Regions from separate parts of the Homo sapiens genome. Here region 2 is linked to region 1. The links are chromatin loops, found by intact Hi-C in ENCODE. Cell type or tissue: MCF 10A. All regions are shown on one strand. Region 1 has its middle 120 kb from the start of MIR302CHG. Region 2 has its middle 190 kb from the start of ANK2-AS1.

Evidence for each region. A loop is a pair of places that touch in the nucleus more often than their neighbours do. Peaks named below come from ENCODE experiments on the same cell type or tissue, not always from the same donor. Only the 100,000 strongest peaks of a DNase experiment are listed, where the experiment ranks them.
Region 2: it touches region 1 in a loop (3-fold over the local background); 1 of 110 quality-filtered maps calls a loop at or near these places.

Annotation. Positions count from the first base shown.
Region 1 is chr4:112,765,067-112,767,566 of GRCh38, reverse strand. It overlaps a transcript of ANK2 not described here. Among named protein-coding and RNA genes, the nearest start is that of MIR302CHG, 120 kb to the right of the region's middle. In MCF 10A, CTCF peaks have their summits at 946 (motif pointing left) and 1,779 (motif pointing right); no DNase peak of the experiment used is centred here.
Region 2 is chr4:112,856,660-112,859,159 of GRCh38, reverse strand. It overlaps a transcript of ANK2 not described here. Among named protein-coding and RNA genes, the nearest start is that of ANK2-AS1, 190 kb to the left of the region's middle. In MCF 10A, no CTCF peak of the experiment used is centred here; a DNase peak (open chromatin) is centred at 1,519.

The sequences.
Region 1 (2,500 bases):
GAGACAGGGTCTCGCTCTGACACCCAGTGCCAGGCTGGAGTGCAGTGACACAATCTCAGCTCACTGCAACCTTGATCTCCTGCATTCAAGCGATTCTCCTGCTTCAGCCTCCCGAGTAGCTGGGACTACAGACACATGCCACCACACCCGGCTAATGTTTGTATTTTTAGTAGAGACGGGGTTTCACCATGTTGCCCAGGCTGGTCTCGAACTCCTGACCTCAAGTGATTTGCCCACCTCAGCCTCCCAAAGTTCTAGGATTACAAGCGTGAGCCACCGCGACTGGCAGAACATACTGTCTGCCCCTCATTTTAGAAGTCAGATTAAATTTAGCATTTTGATACATACTATCTTGAATTGCTCTGCAATTATTTTACTAGGAATTTGATAACAAAAGTAGGCCTTAAGAAATACCTGTGGAATTTAATTAAAGGATTCAGTTTTGTTTGGAATATCCCTTAGTTTCTAGTTTTGTGGTAAGAAAGAGATGATGCTTTACATCATAAGATATTCAAAATATATGAGCAATACTGTAAAATTACATTAAAATTACATTGCATAATTATACTTTTAAAATCTGTGCCTAGCACAGGTGACAGTGACTGAATGGATACTTTTGTGATATTTTGTAGAGTGATGGTTTGTACAGTGGAAATGTGTGTGGTTTGTTTCCTGCTCAGCATCCATTCCCTCTTCTGATAAAGGCATCTGGATCAGGTGGGCTAACTCAATTCCTGTCTTGGGTGAGGGAAAAGACACAATCCAGCCTGACCCACCAATGTACCCCATCTCATCAGGGCACAATGATTGGTTTAGAGACGCACAGATGTTGCAAATAACTCCGGTAAGATTAAAGTATGGGTTTAAACTGTTGAGTAAAGAGAATTATCTTTTCTGCTGGGCTTGAGGGTAGAGGGATATAAGCCTTGAGCTGCTGGGCGCCACCTTGAGGAGAAAGCCTTTCAGAAAGTGAAGTCAATACCCAGAGTAGAAAGTCAAAAAATTAAAGGAGATTAAGTATAGATAATACCACTTGACCCTCAGGATCCAGCAATTTCTGAAGGCAGATACCCCTGGACTTTTCAATTACATAATCCAGTATAAGCTGAATTTTTCTCACTTGTAATTAAAGGATTTCTAACAAAATAGTTAACTTTTGTGAATTTTTTTTTCTGGCAAAATAGTCTGCTTTACAAAAGTCAAATTTCAAAATGCATTCATTTATGCAACAAATTTTTTTTTTTTTTGAGACAGAGTCTTGCTCTGTGGCCAGGCTGGAGTGCAGTGGTGCGATCTCGGCTCACTGCAACCTCCGCCTCCCAGGTTCAAGCCTCAGCCTCCCAAGTAGCTGGGACTACAGGCGTGCACCACCACGCCCGGCTAATTTTTGTATTTTTAATAGAGATGGGGTTTCACCATATTGGCCAGGCTGGTCTCGAACTCCTGACCTCGGATCTGCCCACCTCAGCCTCCCAAAGTGCTGGAATTACAGGCATGAACCACTGTGCCCAGCTGCAACAAATATTTATTAAGCATCTACTACGTGCTGGTGTATCACATTGTGTCAGTCATGCTGAGAGTAAGTTAACTAGGATCGACTACATAGTGTTCCCAACCTAGGCACTATTAGCATTTTAGGTAAGATAATTCTTAGTTGTTGAGGATGATTCCAAGTGTGGCCTCTGGTCAATATATGCCAGTACAGCCCCCAGTCACTGTCACTGTGACAAACGAAAAATGTCACAAATTTTCAGAAGTTCCTCTAGGTGGCAGTACTATGCTGATGTAGAACAGTGAAGTTGGGGGAAAGACAGACCCTGACAACACAGAGTTAGGAATTTTAGAGCTCTCAGACATATACTATCTAAAAGACATGTCAGAAGTCCTGAACGGAAAAAAAAAAAAAAGCGGGGGAGGGGGGAGTTGTTCCAGAACACAGTGGTATGTAGTATTATAAGGTAAAAGGCAAGCAAGGGTTTTAATGAACTTAGAAGAGCTAAGTGAGTAGAAAGAAATCTTATAAAATATCACATGATTAAGGACAAACAAACAGAATGCTTGAGGCCACCTATAGCCAGAAGTGAGCTAAAACAAGCTAACAGTGAAATAGAGCTTTGATCCTACAAATTCAAAAGGGGACGTTCTGCAGGCAATTGGTTCTCCCTCTCAACAAGGCAAGGTCAAGGAAAGGTCATAAAAAAAGGGATGAGGAAGAGAACTGTTCAGATTAAAGAGGCCTAAGCAAACAACCAAAAGCAATGTGTGGACTTTACTTATATCCTGATTTGAACAATTTAGCTGTAAAGACATTCTAGGGACAATTGCGGATGTTTAAACACAGACTAGATCTTAGATGATATTAAGAAATTGTCACTTTTCTTTGATGTAGTTACATAGAAAAATGTTCATGTTTTTTGAGAGGTATATTCAGCATGAACAATTATGTCAAGCTGCTTAATATCTCAGTACCTCAATTTCATCAGTAGAGATAACAATTACT
Region 2 (2,500 bases), 92 kb before region 1:
TTTAATCTACACCCTAAGGGCAGTTTAATCTCCTTTTGATGTAACCTTTTCTTGTGTCTGCCTCCGAGCGAGGTTTTCATGGAAAGTTCTAGGAAGAGTGCAGAGTGCCAAAGGATAAAGATTGAGGTAACCCCACAAACAAGTTCTATCATCCTTCTGAATTTCTTGCTAATAAATGTTTGTAGGTACAGAAGAACTTGGTCTGAAACCTTGCTTTCATTGTTTCATTGAGACTTGTTTCACAAAGGTTTTACGGGAGGAGACCCATGTCCCCAGGACATTAACCAATAAAAGCTACTAAGAATATTTTTCAAACAAATCCAACAGTTGTTGAATGGTCAAATAGCCTGGGCAAAAGGGGAAAAAAGAAAAAAGGATTACCTACCTACAATGTGAAGAGAAAGTCAAGAAAAGGGAAACTTTCCAGGTAGAAAATAAGATAGTTAAATAGTCTCTGACTGATCTTTGTCCTCAAAGATGTGACAGCAATAGTCCTAGACAGAATCATTTTGCCAAGTCCTAACTTTCCCTTTGTTTCAGTCAATGCATGAACTAAGAATGCGAAGAACAGAATCCTCCTGGGAAAATAAAGGACTTTGATATTATTTGCATTGCAACAACCAAATTGGTTCTAATAGATTAGACACAACTTTGGAAACCCAAGTTCAAATTTCTCTTCTCTCACTACAGATACCTTAACTCTCTGAACTATGGTTTTCTCACTCATCAATCAAAAAGTATTTAATAATATCTACCTTGCAAGGTTGATATAAGGGCTTATAAAGGTAACGTATAAAAAGCACCTTGAAGAATGCCTAGCACATAGTCTGTGCTCAAGATATAATAGTTCTATTTTTTACTAACCTTATTTTTGTGACTAAAAATATTGTCAGTAATATTATAATCAATTATGTTATTGTCAGTAATATTGTCACTTACTAGGAGTTTATACTCAAAAAAAAACTTCCTCTTTACAAAGGATACTAGAACTGATGAATCAGTGACACCTTTAACTAATGCACTAAATTTCCATGAAACAACAGTCATTTCCATGGTATGGAAGTAATAAATTTAAAATTTTGGCTTTCTTTACAATGTGACAAGAACATATATATATGTTTTGAAACTAGGAACTATTCAATCTTACTTTTAGTGGAGAAAAGTAAATAAAGAGCTCAAAAGAGCACTTAGTTCTACTTCCTATTGAGTTAAGTCCTTGCTACTCAAAGTATGGTCCTAGGACCAGCAAAATTAGCATCACTCAGGAGCTCATTAGAAATACAAAATCTGAGGTCCTACTTCAGTCCCACTGAATCAGAACCTGCATGTTAAGAAGATCCTGAATGATTTGATTACTATGCACATTAAAACTTCAGGAGCACTGGATCCCTTAGTATCCAGACCCACCCCTGCATATTTTATGATACTTCAAGTCCAACCAACTCAGATTGGTAACATTCTCTTACTCTGTTTCTAATCAGTAGGAGGTGACTCATCAGCAGGAGGTGAATCACTGCAGCATAGTAACATGTTATTTCTTTTTAAACCCTGACTAGAGCCTTGTAGAATGTGTGAAAGGCTTGGAATATCCATGATGCGGAATTCTGGGCAAGTATGCTCTTGTAAATTTAAACATGATATACAAGAAAATACTAGATGAGTATTTCCCAGTAGTTTTTCAATATGCCTGTGAAATCTTCATGAACACCTGTCCTTGGTGCTAGGGCCATTAAAAGAGAGAATACATTTGGCATAATATGTTTATGGTGACTCTGAAGGTAAACAACCTTACATAAACTGATGACTTGATATTGCCTAACTTTTAAAATAGTGAATGCTCAACAAGTCTTAGAATAGTTTTCTCCATTTCAGCCTTCTTAGAGAACTGAATTTCATCCACATGGCTATTGTTAATTGTCTTTAAAAGTTTCTTTTAAAAACTTTTTTTTCTCCTCCTACTGAAAAAGACTCTCTTCTTGATCAAACTTTAATCAGGCTCTCCTGAACTCTCTTCTCAACTAAGCCTCATCTTTGACTCCATCTTTGCCAGACCTGCATAGCCCAGTTTTAGCAAAAATCTTGCTAAGTCAGTTTAGAAAGAATCCCCCACTCTTGATATCTGATCAAATTCTTCACTCTCCATCCTTGATATTTGATTACCTTGCCCTGCCTTCTGCAAAGTTCCTGTTAAGTTGTTTTGGCAACAACCCCCTGACCCTTGATGTCTCCTCAGTAATTTTCCAACCCTGACCCCCTAATTCTGCTCATTGGCTATACGTCTTCAACTGGCTTTGCTATATTAAGAGTTGACCCCAATTTCTCTCCCCTATTACAACAGTTGTGACAGCTAGTCCAACTCCTGAATAAAGTCTTTCCTTACCATTCTAGCAAGTATCTGAGTAATAGTTTAATAATACACTTTTTTGTTTTTTGAGACGGAGTCTCGCTCTGTTACCCAGGCTGGAGTGCAGTGGCGTGATCTTGGCTCACTGCAACCTCT